Regions from separate parts of the Mus musculus genome. Here all the other regions are linked to region 3. A link is a loop called in an ENCODE intact Hi-C map of the cell type or tissue named here. Cell type or tissue: left cerebral cortex. All regions are shown on one strand.

The links. Peaks named below come from ENCODE experiments on the same cell type or tissue, not always from the same donor. Only the 100,000 strongest peaks of a DNase experiment are listed, where the experiment ranks them.
Region 1: a loop joins it to region 3, with 2.5 times the contacts of the local background. A loop is called at or near these places in 2 of 42 quality-filtered maps.
Region 2: it touches region 3 in a loop (2.2-fold over the local background); 3 of 42 quality-filtered maps call a loop at or near these places.

What each region holds. Positions count from the first base shown.
Region 1 is chr8:34,461,624-34,469,623 of GRCm38, reverse strand. The region is part of intron 2 of Gm46038 (a long non-coding RNA gene); the gene reads right to left. It overlaps Gm39160 (a long non-coding RNA gene), which reads left to right. Exons shown (of 4, transcript XR_870327.1): 3 at 6,401-6,578; 4 at 6,745-6,942. Among named protein-coding and RNA genes, the nearest start is that of Gm39160, 7.4 kb to the left of the region's middle. In left cerebral cortex, no CTCF peak of the experiment used is centred here; DNase peaks (open chromatin) are centred at 2,637 and 4,052.
Region 2 is chr8:34,678,802-34,686,801 of GRCm38, reverse strand. No RefSeq gene overlaps it. Among named protein-coding and RNA genes, the nearest start is that of Gm46069, 7.2 kb to the left of the region's middle. In left cerebral cortex, CTCF peaks have their summits at 2,217 and 3,424; DNase peaks (open chromatin) are centred at 2,851, 3,432, 4,358, 6,645 and 3 more places; H3K4me3 peaks cover 451 bases; H3K27ac peaks cover 1,729 bases.
Region 3 is chr8:34,211,329-34,219,328 of GRCm38, reverse strand. It overlaps Gm29243 (predicted gene 29243), which reads right to left and starts at 2,499. Exons shown (of 4, transcript NR_166073.1): 1 at 2,373-2,499. In left cerebral cortex, a CTCF peak has its summit at 3,922 (motif pointing left); DNase peaks (open chromatin) are centred at 3,101 and 3,772; H3K4me3 peaks cover 616 bases; H3K27ac peaks cover 1,054 bases.

The DNA of each region.
Region 1 (8,000 bases), 250 kb before region 3:
GCATTACATTTTGGAACCAACTGGTAGCATCCTTGATATGAGCACAGCTGGAACAGTTCCTTTCGTGAGGTGCCTGGCATGACCCGATTCTGGTTGCAGTGGGTTTGAGTTTCCTCCCTCTGCCTTCTCTTTCCAAAGCACTAAGCTTGAGGCTTGGAGCTTGTACCTGCACCCTGCAAGCTCTGCCCCAGGCTCCAGCTCCATCTATCTCACCCTATATGATTTATCTCACTTTTGTGGATTCCTCTAAATTCCAGCTGTTCTCCCTTCTCTCCTTAATGTGCGTTTTCTCCTGCTGAAACTGCCTTCAGGCAGCTTCTGGAATGATCTATTTCCCCTTTCAACTCTGTCATCAGCATGCTGCTAAATGAGTCCTCCTAAACCCCAGCTTGGCTGGGGACTCCTGTGGAAATATATCTCTTCCAAAACTGAGCCTGAAGAAGAGGGGGATGTTTAAACATCTCTCCGGGGATTCCTGAGAGCAGAGGGGAGGCTGCAGGGCTGGGTGGAACCTGCACAGAAGCTCCAGGGTTCCCCAAAGAAAGGCAGATGGTGTCCGGTGCTGGACTGAGAAAGAATTGTACTATTCTCTTGTTTATATGCTTGATAGTGAGTGACATGTTTAGGCTCTGCTGTGTTGGCTCCTGCTTCTAGAAGGCTCCCTCACAACCAGAATTTTATACTTGTCTATACTTGGCTGTTCAGAAAGAAGGACTGCAGTGATATGGGGTCATGTCAATATGCATTTAGGTGCATTCAGTGTCATTTTTAAGCAAATAGAAGATAGAGGAGCGGTTATAGAATGGGGAATACTCTAGAGTCAGACTATGCTTTATCCAAACATTGACCAAAACATTCACACGTGTGATCCTCATAAATTATCTTAATTCTCTAAAACTTCAATTTCATCATTGGTAAAATGTGACCTAAAGTGATTTAAAGGATATCCATGCTATTACACTCCTGACTTTAGAGATGATACAGAAAGCAATTTGCCCAACATCTAGCAATGGCCATAGATCTTGGCAAATGTGAGGGACTTGGGTGGCTGAAGTTTCACTGCTTAGGTTCTGCCACAGAAGAACAGGGATACAGAGACACCTGAGACACCCCCCACCTCCCACCTCCCCTCACCCCCACTTTATTTACCTCCCTGGTTGACCATGGCTATCTATGGAGACAGTGGTGGTTTGAATAAGAATGGTCCCATAGGCTGTTCTAGTTGACTGCAGATCAGCACTATTTGACAGGATTAGGAGGTGTGGCTTTGTTAGAAGTGTGTGTGTGGAGGTGGACTTTGAGTTTTGTGTTCCCCCACTGCCTGTGTATCAGGATGTAGAATGCTCAATTATTTCTCTAGCACCACACCTCCCACACTTGCTGCCATGCTGACAATGGACTGAACATCTGAAACTGTAAGCCAGCCCCCAAATTAAATGCTTTCTCTTGTAAGGGTTGCCATGGTCATGGTGTCACAGCAATAAGGCAGAACACTAGGACACCGCCCAAAGATCGTGAAGACTTGCATCTGACATCGGGAAATCGATTCCAAACTAACTGGAAAACTTCATCTCTGCTGGCTAGCTTTCATAGTTCCAGAAGGTATTATGTCAGGCTAATGGGAGGGAAGAGAGAAGTGTGGTCTTACCCAGGGCTGGACCCTGTGTGCTACATTACTGACCTGCCAGGCAAGGTGTACCCCTGGCGCAACAGTAGCATGATGGTGAGGAGAGTAAGCTAGGCTCAAGCAACACTGAATAAGAGAGGACAGAAGGTACTGAAGAGTGCTATAAAGTGCTGCCCTCCAGATGTGACATGGCACCACACTTGTGAACTCATAACAGCTATGGTTCCCTGCATAAGATCAAGTCAATTAAACCACAGCATGAGGCCCCTCCCCTGGGCAAGGAGCTATTGGAAGTTGATAGCCACTGGGGTAAGGAGAGTCACTTTTCTTCAGGGGCATGGCCACTGTTTGGTTGCCCATCCTCCACCTCTGTGAAAACACAGGAAGTCGTGAGTGGATTCTGTGGATAGTTAAAACAAGCAAGATGATGTAGGCTTGAGAGAGGGGATGTGCTGATGGGGTGTGGAGAGGAACTGGAGACAGAAGTGGAGGGATGGATGTGAGCTAATGCATTGTACACGTGTACGTAATTACCAAAGAATACACTTAAAGTATGTTCAACATGAATTCCTGCACCTATGCGATTCTCTGGGGGGACCCAGGTTGAGCCCAGCATCCAGAAGATGCCATCAGCCTGCCCAGTTGACCATCAGAGGACCAACAGAGACACTAGAATGGAGCAGACATTACAGACTTGAGGTGCTGCAAATCCTTATGGAGATGAGGTCTTGGAAAAATATTCACCCAGGGTCACTCACTCTGGGCAGCCTTGCTGGGTCCCTCAACTAAGAAGCAGCTGGGCCAAGGCAGGCCTTGGCCCGCTGCCCACAGTGCCCTGAGCTCCATGTGCAGGGCTGGTTCACAGGAAGTTCCAGGAGAGTGGGGCTGTTATTATATTCTAAATGCCTTGGGGAGTTCGAACGGGAAGAAACCTCATGGTAGAGCAAATTTGTAGAAACAAAATGTGACTTCGCCTCTGTTCTGAGTCTTGATTCCGGTTTTATATAAAAGGAAGCTCACTTGCAAGTAATTAGGGGCCAGAACAGATGGTTGAGACCAGGGTATTGCTTCCCAAGCTGGCTAGCTTTTAAATGGAGGGATAAAGGCAGACAGTCTAGAATAAAGAATTAATTTGATATTTGCCTGTGTTCCTTGAAGGCATCATAAACTTTTATAATTGCCTGTATGATAGGAGTATCTCTGTATTAATAGGGGGTCCATAGAACTACACCCAAACTTGTGCCAATGAGAAGAATAAACTCTAGGCTAGGAGGGAGGCCAGTGGTAAGATTAGAGGATTCGGGGAGGTAGGACAGTTTTACATAGAAAGGAGTTGTGTAGTCAGTGATTTAATCAATCTTACCTGCATAGTGAGCCCCTTTAAAAACTCTGGACATCAAGACACACTGTCTCTGTCTGTGTTCTATTGCTGTGAAGAGACACAATAGCAACAACAACTCTTGTAAAAGAAGACATTTAATTGGGGCTGGCTTATCTTTCCAGAGATTTCGTCCATTGTCATCATGGTGGGAAGCGTAGCAGCATGCAAGCAGACCTAGTAGTGGAGAGGTAGCTGAAGGTTCTACCTCTGGATCTGCAGGCACCAGGAAGAACAAGAGACACTGGACCTGGCTTGGGCTTTTGGAACCTTGAAGTCCCATCTCCAGTGACCCACTTCCTCCAACAAAGCCCTGCCTCCTAATCCTTTGAAATAGAGCTACTGCCGGGTGACCAAGCATATCAAATCTATGAGCCCTGAAGATATTAAACCTTTGTGTTTGAGGCTCTTCTAGATTGTGTAGGGCAGGGACTCCAAAATGAGTACCGCTGCCTAACCGATGTAGGTGACTGAGTGACCAACGTGAAGAGGGGGTGCTGCACATCTAGTTGGGACAACTGGACTGACCACCTCATCCCCTCCTCATACATCACTACAGCTTTTGCCACAAGTCCTTTAAAAAAAAAGTCTAGCCTACCCTATCCTATCCACCCCACTTCCAGGGACCTCTTTGGCTATGCAAGGGCTCTGCCTCTTCCTCTTCTCTTAAGCTCCCTATAATGAAATAACTATTTCTAAAACTCACCCTCTGTGGTCTGTGAACTTCATTCTTTGAATTTGAAGGTCATGAACCCCAAAAAAGCCACTGGTTCAAGGCAGCTTTCATAGCTGTCAAGTCTCCAAGGGCCTGAGTCCCCCAAGTTAAGCTACCTAAGAGCCAAAAGAGACTTTGTCACTCTCAAAGACACCCTAGTCTTCTGATATTAATTTCACTATAGTGGATCTCTTCACTGACTTGGGTCTGATTAGTCAGTAATAAAACCACCACAGTAGTAGCATGCTGTTCTGAATTTTGTGAGTCATCATATTGCCTGAGGCAATAGATAGAACATCACCACCTTCAGATTTGAAGCTAGTTCCTCAGAAGTATGGGTAGCCTGGGAACCTGGGAGCTTGTGGGAGGCTTGCAGAGCACAGCACTGTCACCAGCTGCTGTTGTGTGTCCCCTCTTTGCTTGTCTGAGCATTGTCCTTGGCCTCCTTTTCTCATAGCCTCCTAACTCAGAGGTCGCATCTATAATGTCCTCTCAAAACCTCCACCATATTCTTTATTCATAAGCTTCAGTTATTCTGTACTGACAAAAATAGAGGAAATTATGTAGATTAGACATTGTACCGTGCTGGAGCCCATATTTGCATGTATAGTCTCTTTAAGGACCTTGCGCATTTGGCACGTGTATCTTTAAGGATTTCAAACAATATGTCGCCTTGTGTCTCCTCTGGATTAGCAATGGCTCTTACATATTTTCTTCATTATTAGAGAGGCATGTCATAAAATGAAACTGCCATTAAAGTGAAAGGTACATCTTGATTATCTCAGGGTCAGTATCCTTTCTAGGGCACTGGGGTAGGGGAGGGGCAGCAAGAGTACCATCGGGATGGTGGCCACGGCCATGTTAATCATTCAGAGTTCAGAGGAGAGGCCCAAATCCTCAGATAGAGAGATAAGGTGAGAGTAGTACCCAAGCTGTGAAAATAGTCTGGGCTAAGCCCAGAGCATTTTTCCCTCTATTCTATCACTAGGCCTAGGCTGGAAGCTTCTAGCCTCCATACAATCTAATCTTCCAAGCTGACTGATTGGATCCAGCTTCTCTTGGCTTCTGACTGAATTGCTCTGCTTGACCTCATACTAACTTTGACAATATGTTCTAACCTTCTGGTTCCTTCTCATTCTCTGGCTCATTGTGTCTAGCCTGTTCTCTCTGCCACCTGGTAAAGCTCACACACACACACACACACACACACACACACACACACACACACACACACAATCTCAATCTCTCTCTCTCTCTCTCTCTCTCTCTCTCTCTCTCTCTCTCTCTCTCTCTGCTCTTAAGTACCCTCTATTCCCTGTGCTAGTCTCATGTGAGTTGGGTGCATCCTATCTCTGACTCATCCTGTCAAATCTTTCTCTGATTCGTCACCTTGTCTGCCCTTCAACTAGACATCACTTTCAAATATGGACACTTCCTTCTACAAACTAACTCTACCTTCATTGTTAGAGATTAAAGGTATGTACCAAGGGTTTTGTGAATTCCAACCAGATCATACTGTAATCCAGGGCATGTCTGCATTCTGGCCAGATTATATGGACCTAGAGGTCTTTGGATGTGACCCCTTGCCAGAGCAGCCATGTTGCTGGATTAAAATTCCTCTACAAATGCACTGGGGGAAATAAGTGGAAAGGAGTTGGGGAGAAAATAATCAATTGGGCTGGAGGAATATCTCAATCAAACAGAAACATAACCACCAAGCCTGCCTAGATGCCCAGGGAGGCACATGGGGCCAGATTTTACCATGGCAGGCTTCTTGAATACCATCAGCTGGGCTCTCATTGGTTGTAGAGGAAGATGAATGGGGACTTCAACACATCCAGCTGGGGAAGACTGTGTCAGATGAAGAGTGATATGAGACCAGGTCTGGCTTGGATGAACTCTCCAGCTCCCACATCATCTGTCACCAGATGCAGCTTGTGAAGTGTGTGCATCCTAACACTCCCAGCTCACCTGTGGACTTTAAACAACTGAAGCCATTTGTATCCTGTGGGATGTAGGAAAGTGTTAGCACCAAGCTATAGCTCTGGGTAAAGGAAGTAAGAAAGAGGGGACTTAATGACTCTTTCACCTTCTCCCTCATCCCTAACACCATCATGTCTCTTTTTAAGAATGACTTTTTCCCCTCTGCCTTGTTACCAGTGAACCAAATGCACTAGAAAGCTACAAACTTTGAATGCACCTTCAAAAATAAGGCCTGGGGAAATGGCTTAGTGGTTAAAAGAATTTGCTAGTCTCTCAGAGAACTGGAATTCGCTTTCCAGGATGGTGAACTACACACAACTATACAATTCCAACTCTAGGAGAACTGATATTCATCTTCTATCACCTGTACCCAGGTACAAACACACACATGCATGTGCACACTGCACACACATGCACACATATGCCCATATACACATGTGTGTATGCATATATGCATATGCATGAATACATATACATACACCAGAAACTAATAGACCTTTTTTTAAAAAAACCCTCACCACATAGTTCCTAGTATGAGTAGTACCGGTGAATGTTAATGGAAATGGTGGTAATTAGTTCGAGAAGTAAAGATTTACAATGAACAAATCTCATTAAGATGTCACCTGTGTGTCAAATTTAAGCCGAATAGACACAATCCCAGTGCCCTTATCCTACAAATCCATGTCTTTGTGGACAGAAATGTACTTCAGCAGATACTAAGGGAGAAAGAGAGCCGAGTAGGATCTGCCAAGAAGCATATAAGCACCATCTTTAAGTGCCCGTCACTGCCCACTCACCGAATGGATTGGATAATAGCAAGGAGAGCTGGTTCGATTCTAAGGAAGAGAAACCACACTGGAGAGACAGGAGGCAAGGTGAGTACTTACTTTTTACGAGCCTGCTATCCAGGGCTCAATATTCATATTTCATATTATCAGTCTTGTCCTCTCCTTTTAAACTCAAAACAAAGCTCCCCACCTAGCCTTTAACTACATCCCCAGTAAAAGCATGCCACACCCTCCCTCTCCCTCTCCATGTTAGCTGTCCTAGCTCGTGACAACAGAGCTGCTGGTTCAATAATCTCCTGGTTGTGTCTAAAAGTTGAAACTTGGGTTTTGGAAACATGCAACCATTGCAAGGACTTCAAAACACCAACAAAATAAACAACAAAGCCCAACGACTACCTCTTCACTGCAGAGCATCCTTCCTTTCCTTGGCATCAGCCAATAGGGTGTAACTTAGAGGCCTTAAATAAATAAATAAATCTGAATAACCCTTCACAGAGGAATCTCGTTCTTTCCCTCTCTTGACTCCCAGACCACCCCCAATTTCCTTATTGAGCTTCTGATTGGGCTTCTGGGTCAGCAGAAGGTGAGCGGCTCCCTGTGTGGGGGAGGTGGAGTGGTTGTGAGATGTATCTTGCACCAACTCAGCAAATGGCACCCCAGCTGTCAAGGGTACGCAGCATACCAGGCTGTGATCAGTAGGAAGGACAGGGTGTGTAGCTCTGACAGGTTGCAGTATGAAATAGCCAAGGCTTGAGCTGTGTCTTTCCCATCCTGTTTGTTTCCTGACATGAATCTGTTCCGTTGGCAGGCCCCAGAACAAGGCTTCCTAATAGCGTTGTGGGGTATTTGTTGAAAGGGGTCATTTGCCAGGAGTTGGTGGGGTATGAGTGAGGGGTTGAGTGCTCTGAGTCTGAAAGGCTATGTTTTTATTTGTTTGTTTTTGCTTGGGAAGAATTATAATCTGGCCTATGGAATACTGCTGACATTTCCAAAGAAAATAGCTAATTGAATCATGGATGTAAGATAAAAGCTGTTGGCTAAAGCTGTTGGCCTTTTTTTTTTTCTTACATAAAGAGAAAAGATTCAAACCTGACAATCTTGACCTTTGGAAAAATGCAGAGTAATGGAATAGCTTGGACCTGTCCCCTAACAGCACAAAGCAGCATGTCAGGATTGGAGACAATTTGGATGGCTTTCACACTACGAGGAACTTTGTAGCCTCAGTCCATTAATTTATTCAGCGAGCGCATATTAGCTTCCAAGTCTAGTAAAACACAGCTATCATGACAGTTTTCTGTCACCATGGCAAAAAAAACAAACAAACAAAAAAAACCAAAAAAAACAAAAACCTCAAGATAAGCAAGTTAAAGGAATAAAAGTTTATTTCCTCTCACGGCACCAGATGTTTTAGTGCAAAATGGTCACTTAGGTATGTTACATGATGCTTGTAGCTTGTGGGGGATAGTCCATGGTGGCAAGAACTCACTGGTACAGCAGAGCTACTCACAC
Region 2 (8,000 bases), 470 kb before region 3:
TCAAGCCTGGATTAAAATGAGAGTGAATCTGGTGTAGCCAGAGAGCAGGCGAACCAAGGAAACAATACACTGCTCCCCACAACAGTGGCCAGAGAGAGGTAGGGCTGGATTAAGGTAGACCTGCTAAACCCAGCACTTTCCTCTTCAATGCCACTCGCTTGTTGTTCGCCATCTGTCACCTCACAACGCCCACACACTATGGTTAAAACAATTTCCAATTGCGATCCCCTAAAATAAAGCTTAATATATTCACATCTGGCGGTTTTCCTGCCCCAGTTTATGCTTAGCGTTGGCCTTCATTTTAGCAAACTATTCCGTGATTGCTTTGTGTTGCTTTGGAAGTGTTTCTGGATGGGGGATTTGTGGCTCTGTTTGATTGCATTGTGATTGCGTTCGCAAGTGACAGAGCAGAAAGGAAATCTGAAGTCTGTTTTTATCTCATGTCTGTGTGGGTACCAGCTCTGGTAGCAGATCAAGAATCAGCTGAGCAAGGTTTAGAAGTACAGGTTTCTGAGACCTAGGGAACAGAAGACCCAGGAGGGAGTAGGGCGTTTAGTTGAAGAATTAGATCATCCCAGGAGGTCAGTGCACTGGCCCAGGCTGCCTGTGGACATGGATGTTAGGCAGGCTGAGCAAGAAGGATCTTTGCAGCCCAGGGGTTTCAGATCAGTCTGGGCGGTGTCGAGAAGGGTCATCCTTTTGGGATGTGTAGCCCGGACTGCTAACAGTGGTTATCGTTTACAAGTCCCGTCAGAAACCTTCAATGCAACTGGTGAAGAGTCCCCTCCATTTGGGCTGGCCTCTGAGCGGTTTACTCTGAGGATTTAGAATGCTGAAACGTCTGAGTTTCCTAACCATGAATCATGGAAAAATGGCTTCAGCAATACCAGGGTTTGGTAGAACACAGGCTTTGGAGTAGAGATGAGTTTTGACCTGGCTCTACTACCCTGCTTTCTTGGCTGTGATGTCTTCATTTCCACAACTGTCACATGGACATGTAATTCTTTCAGGATTGCCCTTTTTGGAGCTCTAAGTCATACCTCCAACATCCCAGTTGCTAAGCTGCTAATGAGTGATGTTCTTTCCTTCTTGGCATAGGGAAGATCTTCCACGTAGTTGGGTGCTTCAGAGCTCGTAAAGGTCTTATACCCCTACTAGTTCTGTTTTGAGGTACTATTTGTTTGCTCCCCCTAACCCCTGTCTTTCTTTTTTTGCCCAATTTTCCCACTGATTCCTCCCCCAAGCCTTTAAAGTTGGGACCAAGAGAGTTTTACCCTTGGGAACAGTACCAAGTGCCACAGTCTTTTCAAGCAAAAAGTATAAAATACCTTCAGTTTAACCAAAGTGAGCTTCTTTGAAAAAACTGTATCCTCCGCTCTGCATGCCGAGGCATCATTAGACCACCCGCTGTCTCTCCTCTCCCCTGCTCTTAAGGATGCTTTCCGCCCTTACCCATGTGCTTCTACAGGGGAGCCAGCAGCTCTCTCTTCATCTGGCCTTGGCTCTGCTCCACCATTCCTTCTAATTGCTCTCCTGAACCCAGGGCTTTCTCCAGCACACCTGTAAAGACAGCGGTTCACCTTTCAAACCCTCACACTGGAGGTGTTGCGCACCTGGGCACCTAGGGAACTGGGAAGGCTGAGAGGCTCAAGGAGACCTGTTCTTTTTCTTTGACAGACAGTATGTAGCTTCCTTTGGGGAAGAAGAAACCTTCTCCACTGGCAATTAGCATTTTCCCATTTCCGTTGAATTTACATTCCTGAAGTGTAACGTTAGGCCATTTCTTTCCATTTTATTCAGGAGAAGCTGCTACCTGGTATTAGTCAAGTATCTCAGCGCCCCACAGTGATTTGTGTATTACTTATAACACAGCCGTTTTGACAGATGGCAGTTTTCGATGATGAGAGGAGTTGACCAGATGGGGAAGGGTAGGAGGGGAGTGGGTGGGTGTCTGGGGTAAAAGAACCTTCCCATGAGAACACTTTGGATGAAAAAAAATTAAAAATGTACTTGAACGAACAAGAAGAAAGACAGGGCATGAATAATTGGGGGCTTTTCCTGATGGCTGCGTGACCAGTGGTTTGGGCTGCTGTGACTGAGAACAGGAGTGTTTAAGTATTAGGGAAGGAGGGAAGGACATTAGGAAAATGCATTTTAGGAAAAGGAAGACTTGAAGCTGTTTGGGCTGGAATGCCACAGAGCAAAGGGAACGGTGTGGTTTGCAGTGAGGAAGCACTCGGGAAACCCACGATGCAGGAGCCCTTTGCTGTCCCTGTCTACAGACATGGCTATGACATCCTAGAGTGAGGGTCTAAAGGCAAAGTCTCAGCAGTGGGTGATGGCCAGATAACATGAGGAAACAGGACTTACAGGTTCCATCCCGGCTCTGGGCCCTGGCTACCTCACAGAGGGTCATGCCCATGTGCTGCTTTGTTTCTTGTCACCTTGACAGACGCTTGGGTCATCTGGGAAGAGGGAACCTCAGCTGGAAAAAAAATGTATCTATCAGATTGGCCTGTGGGGCATTTTCTTGATTGATGGTTGATGTGGGAGGGCCCAGCCCTGGGCACCACCCCCAGGCAGATGTTTCTGGGTAAATCCTTTCCTCCTCAAGTTGTTTATAGTTATAGTCTTTTTCACATCAGTAGAAAACTGAATTAGAACAGGATGCAACCCCCCCCCTCTTGCTTTTGTTGTCTTTTTAAGACAGGGTTTCTCTGTGTAGCCCTGGCTATCCTGGAACTCCTTCTGTTGACCAGGCTGGCTTCACACTCAGAGATCCACCTGCCTCTGTCTCTCACTGACTGCTGGGATTAAAGGTGTGCACCACCACTGCCTGGCGCAAGCTTTCTTGAAAGGTGGCCAGGAGGATGAAATGAGAGGAGACAGAGTGGGTGCCTAAGACTCCATAGATTTCAGTCACTGTGCACAGATATACTGCTATCCCCTCAAACTATTTTGTGGATGCCTCTTGTGTACTATTACAACCTAGCAGGCCCAAGACTTCACGTCTACTTAATGTGTATACATATATATGTGTGTGTGTGTTTGTATGTATTGTGTATATATGCATGTATATGTATATATAACATATATATATATATATATATATATATATATAAAGCTTATATATAACACATATAAACACAGATATAAGCATATATATATGTACATATTAAGCATACACACACACACATATATATATATATATATATATATATATATATATATATATATATATATACACATATGCTTATAACACACACACACACACACACACACACTTTCTTTTTCCTCTGTCGGGGAGAAATGGTGTGTTTACTGGTACACACAAGAACTTTGCCTCCTGAGCTGGCAGGGCTGTAAAGAGCTCTGTTGAACAGTGAGTCAGAGATGGAGAGCCTGGGGGTGAGAATCAGTAGTGTGAAAACCGGGGATGCTTAAAATGAAATGCCGAGGCAGATGATGGCTTGCTTTGCAAACCCTCCCCTTGTTCTCTGTTGTTTTTTTAGCTTTGCTTTGTTCTTTTGACATAGCGTCTTGCTGTGTATGTAGCCGAGGCTGGCCTCAAACTCATGGTTCTCCTGCTGCCTTCTAGTGCTGCATTGCCCAGCTGGTTTTCTGTTATACCAGAAATGGGGGCAGGGCATAATGGGTTAAGCCGCATGTGATTTCCTAAGTTTCTTTCCAGTTTCTAGAGATCGATGGAGGAGAGACGGGCATAGTGGCACATGCTTACAATTCCAGCACTCAGGAGACTGAGGCAGGGGGATGTTGAGTTAAAAGCCAACCTGAGGTACTTATTGAAGCCCTGTCTCAAAAAATGAAGGTGTTAAATTCTGGGTTGTTCCTTCCTTCTTTGATTTCAAGGCATCTTCCCTTGACACACTGTGAACACCCTCACCTTGGTTTCTTCAAGACTTTGGACCCAGTGCCAACCATTGATGGCTTGGTGTTCTCTGGATATCTCCATGTGTGTTCGAGAGCACAGTTCCCTATCTTAGGTCTTTTTATCTTGGGTTGCTTCTCTGCTAGGCTGATGAGACCCTCCCCCAAAGATGCTCATGTCCCTCAAGAACTGTGAGTTCCTCTATTACAAGGCAAAAGGTTGCATGTGGCATCAGCGTTGCAAACCATCTGACCTCGACACCAGGTGGGCTCTGCATCCAGATAATGATGCTTAAAAGTGTGAGAGAGAAGGACCTGGTGGTACAGGCCTGCGATCTCAGCTATTCTGAAGGCTAACGCAATAGGATTGCGAATTCTGAGACTGTCTGGGCATACTCAGGCCCTGGGTTCAGTCTCTGCTGCCACACATATGCAAGAAAATGTGGAAGAAGGAGGCCGTGGGTGAGTCAGAGTTACTCAGTGTGAGAAGGGCCCCATCTGCTATGGTTACCTTTGCAAATGCAAGAGGGAGCTATGACACAACCTGGGAAGGCGGCGCCTAAAAGGTAGAAACAGCAGAGAAACCGATTTCAAGATAATCGATTGGGTTGATCTATTTATTGTGATAAGAGATTAAACTCAGGACTTCATGCATGCAAGGCAAGCACTTTGGGATTATAACCCCAGCTCAGGAGTTGTAATGGTCACAATAATTTGTTGCAGCAGCCGCAGGAATATAATAGCATTATTGCATCTCCCGCCATGTAAGATGAGCAACACTACAGTAACGGGGCAGAGGCCACCAGCCACAGGGAGGTCTTGACTAGTGCTTTTATGCTGGGGCCCCTTACTGCTTAGTGGAGAAACCCAGGCTGCTTCAGAGCTCTGGATGGAGCACCATCGTAAGCTGCTTCCTGAAGGAACCTTCCTACCCTCCAGCAGTCCGCTCCACAGTCATAGGCATGCTTCCTGTTTTGGCACTTTATTTACCAGAAACTCTTTCCCCTCTTCTTAGAATAAATCCACTTGACCAAGTTCAGAAAAGTTCAGAAAACTGTGTGCCAAAATTTCATTCTGAAAGTCTTAATTTGAGAATTGAGGTTGATAAAAATCCAGACCGCCTCCCCTCAACCACCCACCCCCATCCCCACCCCACCCAGTTCATTTTGGTGGGACAAGTAATACAAGTGGCTTTCAGAAAACAGCATTTAAAATTTCTTTTCTACCATTTACTTTGATATCTGGGCAAGGCATCCTTATCGCCGTCCTGGGACATGCTTTTTAAGAGCTGTCCTTCTTCAGCATCTTGTATTGAAGCTATCAGAGGGTTGTTAAAGTGATGGACCTTGGTCTGGGGTGATGGATGTGTAATCTATTGCTTGTTTCCATTGTCTCTGGTTAGTTACCACGTGGTTAAAGGCAATTGTGGGATTATAGGTTCATGTCCCAAGTGGGGCTGTCTTGTTCTGTGACTTGGCCGGTGCTGACTTATATATGGATATTGCTCAGAGAAGTGACGTAGATGCTCTTCTAGGTTACCCTTTTAAAATAAAATTAAAACAATTTATTTTATTTTTAATTATTTGAATGTATGTGGGTATGGACAGGAGAGTGCTAGTGCCTAGAGGCCAGAGGTCCATCTTTCTGGAACTGGAATTACAAGAGGTTGGGGGTCACCTGATACAGGAGTTGGATGAAGGTTCTCTGCCAGAGCATGTGAACCACTGAGCCGTCTCTCGTCCTGGAGAGTACAGTAAGAGGCACACACGCAATTGCATTAGTGAGTGTGAGCCTCTCTCTCCATACCTCTCCTGCTTTTCCCATCATGTCTCTCCTTCTTCCCTTTGCCTCTCTCTTGAGGTATGAAGTTGTCTGTGTGATTTACTTTTGATTTTTCTCCCCGAGCCTCAACCACTCGGGAGATAGAGGCAGGGGAATCTCTCTGAGGCCAGCCCTGTCTGCAATTCCAGTACAGCCAGAGCTACCCAGAGAAACAGAAACCCCATGTTCAGAAACCAAAAACCAAAGCCAATCAAACAACCCAAAGACTCAGAGCATCTTTATTTTTCGTTCTGCTCTGTTGTTTTGGAAAGGCACACTTTTAATTCTGGCAGAGGCAGGCAGATCTGTGTGAGTTTGAGGACAGCCTGGGCTACACAGTGTGTTCTGGAACAGACAGGGATTTGTAGCGAGATCTTATCTCAAAACAAACAAACAAACAGACAGACAGAGAGACAAAAAGGGGTTTTGTTTAGGGTTGCTATTGTTGTTTTCTGCTGAGGTTAAAGGCAGGGTGGTTAGTTTGTATTATCGAATACTCTGTTACACAGGCAGTACACCCGCCCGCAGAGTACTCTAGAATGGGAAAGTTTGAGGGTCGAGTCTCCACACTCTCCTAGGATTATAAGGCCCAAAGTCCATGTGCAAACCCGCGGGAGGCAGGAAGAAGACACTAAGACCAGTGAGAAAGCTCTCTTCTGCTGTGTAGTCACAACCAAAAAGAAAGCAGTGGCGTTTCAGACAAATATCATTCCAGAGTGGAATTCGAGAGTGATTTTTATGTTACTGTTGGTGCAGTGGCAAGCGTCACTCGGCCAGCAGCAAACATCCGGGAGCCCTGTACTAGGCAGGATGTTAGGATGTCAGCTTCATGGAGGAAAGGAACAATGGCTGTTTAATTTGCTTTTTATAGCCAAGCCCATTTGGGAAGAATGAAGACAGGAGACTCTCAGAAGAGCTTCCTTTCCCTGAGGGCTGGCCCATCTGCTCTGTGGAGAGGAGACTGCTGACTCAGGAAGCCCTGCCAGGGAGCCTGCCGCGGCTGCACTGGGCTTCGGCGCCCGGCCAGGATGCTGGCCCACATGGCCGCCGAACAAATGGTGTGCCCCGGGTGCAGGGAGGTTGTCAGGGCTCCTTTCTAAGACAGGACAACTGACTTCTGTCCTTGGATTACTGAGACATATGTTCCATGACCACCACAAGCACCCTTTTTTTTTCCGACAAAGCCTCTTTCATGGGCTATTGTGAGGGGGGATAAAAGATAAATGAAGCTCGCTCCCAAGAGATTAAGCGTTTAAGAAAAATTAGTCAGTTTCTCTAAGTATCACATAGATCTACGGCTTTTTCAGGAGAAAACAGAAAATGCAATCTCTCATAAACACCCCTGCATGCTTATGAATATTCATCTTTAAACATAATGAGCTGTCATAACTTCTATTTTAGTTTTGTAAACACTACGCTGAAACTTCCAGAGGTCCAACGACAGCTAAAAGCTGCTGTGGTTTTATTTATTTATTCTTTATTTTATTTTATTATTATTTTTTTGAGTTCAGGAATCTATTTTTTATTATCTTTTGCCATCTGCCCCCTCCTCTCCTCTCCTCTCCTCTCCTCCCCTCCCCTCCCCTCCCGTCCCCTCCGCTCCCGTCCCCTCCGCTCCCGTCCCCTCCGCTCCCGTCCCCTCCCCCTCCCCCCTCCCCCCTCCCCTTTCTTTCTTTCTTTCTTTCTTTCTTTCTTTCTTTCTTTCTTTCTTTCTTTCTTTCTTTCTTTCTTTCTTTCTTTCTTTCTTTCTTTCTTTCTTTCGCTATTTCAACATCTTGGAATGAGTCTAGAAGCATTCTCCACTCCCGATCGTCTATCGAAACTAATCAATTACTTCGTCATAGCCTCATGCCAGAGTGAACAAACTCCAGAAAGAACCTGAGTTTCCCCTTGACCGTGATGCTTGCATAGCTAGTTTTATTTTCCAACCATGCTGAAGACGCCGTGTTGGTGGCTTCCAGTGGAGAACATCTGAGACTTGAGTGAGGAATGGGCTTTCCTGCATAGCGCATGCTCAGTGGAGAGCTGGAGGGTGCCAACAAGATCGCTGTGAGAACAGGTCTCTCTGTAGGAAGCATGGTACCAGTGCTCACTGGCATTTGCCATACTGGGTGCTGGTGGCACATTACCACATGGGCTTTTCCTCCTCAAACTTGATATGGACCCAGCTGAACTGCGCTATCTTTCTCTCTTCTAGTCACATACTTGCATATACACATCCCCTTGTGGGTCCTGGTGAAAGACATGGGTTCTCTTAGACACTAGACGATGTCATCTCGGGATTTCTTTCA
Region 3 (8,000 bases):
ACCGATTTTTAGTTTTATTAAACACTTTTTAGCCCACCACTCACCACAGGTAGCAAGAAAGATTGGATATGGTGTGGGGGGAGTGGACCTGTTTAGAAAGGTTCTTTGGAGCAACTCCCATCTGTGTTGTCTGGAAATCGGCAGTTCAGTTCATAGGTTAGCAGGAGCAGCTAAATCCACTCGCAAACGATAAGCGAGCCAAGCTTGCATTCTATTTATACCTTCCAAACATCACCTGTCCTCCATGGTCTTGCCTCAGCAAGCACATGTGGCTGTCTCAGCTGACATCACCGTGCCAATCAGCCCAAGTCTACAGAAGCGGCAAGAAGCCACAGCACACCACCTGAAGTTTATTGGTGTGTTTCTCTCTATAGTGTCCCGACAAATGCAGCTCAACTACGCAGTGTAAGGCAGACCAATACATGGGTGTCATTAGCAAAGAATCTTTCATTGAATGTCCTTTCATGTGCCTGCTTTAGTAGAACATCCTCTCTCCTGTGTCTGCTTCAGCTCAATGTTCCTTCTCCAGTCTGCCTCAGCCTTTCACTCCAGTGTCCACTTCAGGAAAACACCTTCCAACACAACTGACTTTCCAAAGAACCCTTAAGTTTCCACTTCATGTAGATCACCAGGAGCCCAAAGTAGAAGCCAACTCAGAGTAGAAACCTACTCAGAACTGGCTGTGGTCCTCTAGGCTATTGACTGTATATATGGGATGGGGGGAGGATCAGAGGGCATCAAAGCTGTTCTGATGCCGTTGGCATCACCCACACATCAGACAGGAAACTTCCAACCTCCAAGAGTGGTGTGGGGGAAAGGGAGGGAAGGGTAGACGAAAGTGAAGTAACTAAGCTCAAGTTCAGACGACTCAACAATGAAGTGGATGGGGAGCAAAGCCAGAAAGAAAGAGATGTCTGACTGGACTTTCTATTCCAAGCCCAAGCCTGGAAGCAAGGGGTACAGCCTGCCTCTGAAATGTGCCTCAGAGTCTTGGGCTTTAAGTGTGTGCTACTTTATGAGACTGTGGAAAGCCAGAGAGCTCAGTTGAGAGCCTTACACTGAAGAAGGAACTGTGGGGCCTTCCTGGAAGAAGTAAGTCATCAATGCAAGGCCTTTGACGGTGACATCTGGCCCCTAGTTCCTGTTGAATTCCCTGCTTCCTGATCCACCATGCCAATGAGCACACCTACTGGCATGGCTCCACCAAGTCTTCTCCGACATGATAGGCTGAAACCCTCAGAAACCATCACCCTCCCTCCCTTACGTTGCTTCTGTCGAGTTTTCTGCTCACCATGATGCAGAAGCAGCCGATGCCCCTAGGTAATATCATTATTATAAGTTTTTAAAATGAGAAAGATATTTGTATAGGGGGCGGGGGGAACATGGAAACAAGACAGGTACATAAAGAATATTTGTTCCATTTTGGACATCGTGGGATAAAACTGAGGTCCTGATGAACACCTGCCTGGAAATGTATCGGGAATAATGAGGAAGGCAGAGAGGGCTGATGCCGTGTATGACCCATGCAGCTTGGGTCCTGGGACCATGGCTAGAGGCAGAGGGAATGGAGGAAAGACAGACAGACAGACGGATGGACTCACGCATGCGCGTGTGCACACAAACACACACACAGGCGTGCACACACATATACTGAAGCTGAGACCAGGTTAGGTTTTCTAACTGCTCCTACCCAGAACCTCATGTTTATTATATGCACCAGGAGGAGGGGTTAGCCGGACCCAGCAGTAGATCTCTGTAGGCAGCAATAACAAGCGATAAATATGCAGGAGCAGGAAGCCACCATTGCTAGTCTCTGCACACTCATACTCGGACTCTCAAGGAGAGCTTTGCGGTTCCTCCTGAGTCTGGGCCATCAGCTTTACCAATTCCCCACAGGCCAATTGGGCTTGGAGTCCCTAACAAGCCGTGCCCATGTCAAAATAAACCTTCACTCTGGGCTTTACTTATTCAAGATCTCCTCTGATACCTACACTTTGGGGGCAGGGGCACTAAAACATAGCAGCAGTTGATCACTCATGACTCAGAATGACTCACATATTGGTAAAGATGTGGAGGCAGAAGATGACATGGACTTGCTAAGGAGCTGGCCAATGTAAGGACACAGGAAAGGTAAGAAATTAATAAAGCTCTTTTTCTCTGTTATCAAAACTCCTATTTCACTTATTGTAAAAAGAAAATGTTAAAGAAAGATGGAGAGGAAAATAAAAATGGATTTCCTCTATCCTCCAGACAAACACCATGAACTTCCTAAGGTTACTGCTTAAGTTATTAAGGATTTCTGTTGCTACATAGAGACACCATGACCATGGCAACTCTTACAAGGGAAAACATTTCATTGGCGACTGGCTTACAGTTCAGAGTTTTAGTCCATTGTCATCATGGTGAGAAGCATGGTGGCAAGCAGGCAGGCACGGTGCTGGAGAGGTGGCTGAGAGTTCTCATCCAGATCCTCAGGCAGCAGGAAGAGAGCACAACACTGGGCTTTAGCCTCTGAAACCTCAAGTCCACTCCTTGTGACACACTTCCTCCGACAAGGCCACGCCTCTTCCGACAAGGCCACGCCTCCTCATAGTGCCCCTCCCTATGAGTCTATGGGTGTCAGTTTCATTAAGATTACCAAACATCTAGACATTTCTCTGTGCATATATTAGAAATACTTGCTTTGGATAGTTGCAAGTTTACGTCTAATGGTCTCTAATAACTTTTGCTTGTAAAGTTTTTCAGTGTAATCGTCCTATTTTTGCCCAAACCAAAGTTCACATCAACTGCTAGATTTCTAGCATTCTTTGAAATCTTTTTCTGTTAAAAAGAACCCTATTTCCTGCTGTTGAAAGACGCAGGCAGGAAGTTTACTTCAGACCGTGGCTTGTCGAGGAAAGGGTGATATACCAGCTTCGGTGAGATTTTTATAAAGGAGCTGCCCTTGTTGTGTTTGAGAATAGAACCCAGAGAAATTGGCAGACAGCATTGAAAAAAGGTTTTAGACTTTGGAGGCCATAGGGGTTAAAGCATGTGGCGCTCAGAGCCTCTCTGAAGCCACAGACAGCCTGGTAAGGACGCCACACAGTCAGCTTGTTACATAAGACCACGCGTGGCTCTGCCTCCCCGCCTTCGCTTTTGGGGGATTTGGTTTCCTGTCAGGAAACAAGGTGTCACCAAGAGAGCTCTCTTCACAGAGCTGCCTTCAGGGCTAATGAGATCACGACTTCTGAGCTCCTCTGAGAAGCAGGCTACCTAGATTGAGGACAAACATTGCTCTAATCGGGTTGTGGTTTTTTTTTTTTTTTTTTTTTTGAAAAGAGCCACGTGGCTTCCTTGCTTCCTGTAGGATGGTCAGTCCTGGCTCCAGGGGCACCCGGGAAGTTTCCGGCTCTTTCTCTTTCCATCCCTACCCCAGGGAGAGCCTCTGTGTTTATTCCTGCTTGCCATGCCAAGCTTCAATTGGTTCCCTCAGGAGCTAGCCCCCATTACAATCCAAACTGATGCAAAGATCACCAAATATCAAGGGCTGGAGCTGAGCAACCCTAGAGGGTGTACCGCCCAGATTCTGCTCGGAGGGCTGCCTGGGGTTTCGTTTGTTTTTATTTCAGCATATCCTCCAATGGATGCACCTTTGCTATGTACGTTCTTGAAAACACCGGAGCAGTGTAGTGCATTCCCAGAAGCAAAGGGAAAGGCAGGAGTCTCTCTCCAGCTGGGTATCCATCAGCATCTCTTTGCATTTCAGAGCCTCCGGGAGCATCCTGCCAGGGACTCAGGAAAGCGACTTTCATTAAGCCACACGTACTGGTGCGGCCTTCAGTTTCCCTGAGACAATGCTAGGGAAAAAGGGGGAGAAAAAAAGAAAAAAGAAAAGAAAGGGCAAAACTATTCTGCAGCCAGGAGTACCCTCTAGTGTTCAGTTGAAGCCTGAACTCTGGCTACAGCCCACAAGCCCAATAAAAATAATGGGAGGATCTATGTGATTATACCGAAGGTTGCCTCTCCGGAGCAGCTGCAGTTTTTGCTTCATTGACCTAAGCTTCACAAGTCCCTTTGAAAGTACCGGGGCTAGAAAGTATAGTGCATGCTTTTAATCGCAGCACTCGGGAGGCAGAGGCAGTTCGAGGCCAGCCTGATCTACAGAGCAAGTTCCAGGACAACTGAGGCTACATAAAGAAAGCCTGTCTTGGCAGGGAAGTCGGGGGTCGGGAGCTCTGGAATGAATATGGTTTTTTAAAGGAAGATTCAGTCACTTATACACTCCCCAACAGCAGTTAGTATCTGGGTTTAGCCATGGAATAGAACTACATCTTACATCATTAAACTAGTTTCGATGGCACTGAAGTTGTAGAAAACATCGAGGCTGTGGTTGGAAGTTGAAGAGTTCAAGGCCAGCCTGGTGTATAGGTGAGACCCCACTGGCAGAGGTGTGGGCAGGGGAGGCGGGGAGGCTTTGTACTCTGCTGGCATCATTGTAACTGAAAAGTAACATAATCATATATTTAAATATCAAGAAGTAGCTTTCAAGTCTGACAGTACAGAGTCTACTGTGTGGACACGTGCAAAACCCAACTAGTTTGGAAGATGTTGTAATGACAGCTGCGTTCCAGTGGGGGCTTGATTAGGGTTTGGGGGTACGTCTTTTTTGTTATCTATGTTTTTGTAGCTGCTCTGTTTTGTCTCAAATTGCTTGTTAATACATATCTAAGCTGGAACAAAGCTTTCCTGTCTGTAAGGCCCTTCCAAAGCCAAGCTAAGTAACTAAGTGGCTCTGAGATGCCAAGTGGAGTTCCATATGATCATTTCAAAGCTTGTATTTCCAATGCCAAGGATGCTATTAGTTAAGAATAAAGCACAGTAAGTGTACAATAACAGGAAAATTTTCAGAAGCACCATGGATTATATGAATGGTAGATGAATCATAGGAGCATCAGATGAGTAAAAAGTTGTGAATAAATCAGAGGACAAAGCTAATAGCCACCACCAGAACTGTGTGCGCATCCTCTTAACCAAAAAGTTCAAAAATCAATTTAATATGTTCCATATTGTTGAAGCTTATGGTTTGTTCTTGGTTTTTGTAAACTTCCTGGACTTCAGAACTTTCTATGGTAATGGACCTTGGGGGTAAGAAAGCTGGAATTGGGCCTGTGAGACGGCTTGGTGCATAAAAGCTCTTGCAGTCAAGCCTGGAGGCCTGAGTTTGAGCCTCATGGTAGAAGGAAAATCCAATTCCCACAAGTTGTCCTTTGACCTACACACACACCACTGGCATATATACAGAATACATATATGCACACTCTGTGTGTGTGTGTGTGTGTGTGTGTGTGTGTGTGTGTGTGTGTGATTTCAGAGAGATGGAATTTCATAGGCCTCTGCTTTGTTTATTCTTTGTATTCATGACCAGGGGATGCTCTTCCAGTCTCAGCAACTTATCCAGTTTCCCAGAAGTGTTCTCACAAGCAGAGGCAGAGTAGCCAGAACAAAGTGGCTGTCTACAGAGCAGCTTGCTAATGGGCAGATCACTCTTGCATTGCTCTGCCAATATCTGACTGAGACACTTACAGAAGGAAGGATCTATCTTGGCTCACAGCTTCAGAGGGCTCAAGCCATCATGACGTAGAACGTATCACGGAGCAGTACAGTTCATATCGGCAAGAGCCCCTTCGTGAGCTTGTTCTATCAGCTACACCCTCACCTCCTACCAGTTCTACAGTCTTTCAAAATAGTACCACTAGCTAAGGAATGAAGATTCAACTTGTAAGGTGGAACAAGGCAGGAGGAAGAAATTTGGACCTGAGGAGTTGAGTCCCAGAAGATGGAGATGACCCCAGGAGGGAATGGAGGCAAATAAATGTTACTTGCTCTCCCATTGTTCTGACCTGGAACAACTCAAGGAGAAGCTTAAGGCAAAGCATCACAGCAGAAAAGTATAGCATTGTGATGTCTAGGAAGCACATAAAGACAGAAAGAAGAAGCAAATGTCTTCCTACCAGGCTCCATCTTACATAGCTCCCACCACCTCCTTCCAATGACATACAAAGGCTTCCTTGGCAGAAACTGAGTGAGTTTCCCCATAAGCTTAAGCAACTTACGAGTCACACACAGGCCTCTTTCTGTTTCTACCACTGTTACATACCCTTGAAATGTTCTGGCTTCTTTAACCTAGATCTTCCTAGATAGGAGTAATATTCCTGCCTCTGGCCATCTCTCAGAGCAATGGGATGGGTGCAACAGATGACAGTGAGGAACTGGAAGCCTCAAGATTTAGATGAGCAAGATTTAGAGAAATTTATGGAAGGCTCCCATACCGTAGTGGTTTGAATATCCTTGGCCCAGGGAGTGGCACTATTTGGCGGTGTGGCCTTGGAGAAGGTGTGTCACTGTGGGTATGGGCTTTAAGACCCTCATCCTAGCTGTCTAGAAGTCAGTATTCTCCTAACAACCTTCAGATGAAGATGTAGACCTCTAAGCTCCTTCTGCACCATACCTGCCTAGATGCTGCCATGTTCCCACCTTGATACTGGACTGAACCTCTGACCCCGTGAACCAGCCCCAATTAAATGTTGTCCTTATGAGAGTTGCCTTGGTCATGGTGTCTGTTCACGGCAGTAAACCCTAACTAAGACATGTACCTTGCCTCTCCGTGAACCTTCACCAAACATCATGAAACCGTTTTGTTGAGCTTCAGGAGCTGTTCATATGCTCTGGTTACAATGTAGGTTGTCCTTCAGATAACTCTGGCGCCACACCTGAGGTCTTCCCCAAAGGAACAATAAGACCCTGATCTAAGTTGTCCTATAATACCCTTTACAGCTGAACACAGCTCATAAGAAATGGAGACTTGATTGCTCTGGCTAAAAGGATTCTGGTTTTTCTGTCCTAACAAGGTCAGCTTTCTGCAACATATAGACTGAAGCTGCAGCCAAATCACATGTCCTGAAATGTCCCATATGGGTTTTTCCTCACTGGGTCTGCACCCACAATCCTGGAAACCCCTCTTGCCTCTGCCCCCGAGCCAGCTCTCATCTTGCACTGTCGGGTTCTTTGGAGACACCAGTTCCTGTTTTGTCGCTCTCTACTACTGCTTCCTCCATCCCTGCCACCCCTGTTGCCCCTCACCTCCTGTCATTACCTGCACAAGTCATCCAGCTAAATGTAACTTCTAGAATTCTCTGCATCGTAATCAGAGGAGACATCATCCTGCAATTTCATATTCTATCAGCGAGAGCCAGAGCATTTAGCAGCCCTTTTAATTTCCCCATGGCCTGGGGGTTGTCAGAGGCCTCCTCATTTTCCTGTCTTCCTCTCCTTTGGGTTTGGTTGGGTCTCTGGGCAACCACTTAACCAAATAGTCCTAAATGTGAGAGACAAGACAAGTCACACTTGTTACCATGTTAGGGACTCCAGTGACCTGCATCCACGGCCCTCGGTCCACCCTCCCCCATACTACTTCTAGACTACGATGGTCCTTATAGACCTTTTGACTGGTCCCAAAACTCCTCTGGTAAACACTTCTAGGGAAAAGAGTCCTGAATACCTGATGCTTCCTGGAAACAAAAGGATGTTATAAATGCATCTAGAATAATCCAGCCTGGCCTCTCCTCCCCTTACCATGTTTTCCCAGGACCAGCAGTCACCCAGCTATCCCCAAATCTCCAGAGTTATGTCAAACCTTGGACTTGCCAATGCAAGAATTTGGCTTGGGTTTTTTATTCTAAGTTTTTTTTTTTTTTTGGTTTTGTTGTTTTTTTAGATAAGGTCTTGCTGTGTAGTGTAGTCCTAAGCTGCCTCTGAATTCCTGATCCTTCTACCTCAGCAGCAGAGTGCTAGGATTATAGGTGTATGTCACCTCACCAATAACTTGCTATTTAAACCTCAGAGGTGGGTGACATGAATACACACTAAATATCACATAAATGTCATATGTTGTATGTTACCTTCCAGAAACTTACAATCAAATTACAGAGGCAAAAAGGTGGCACATGGACCAGGAAGGA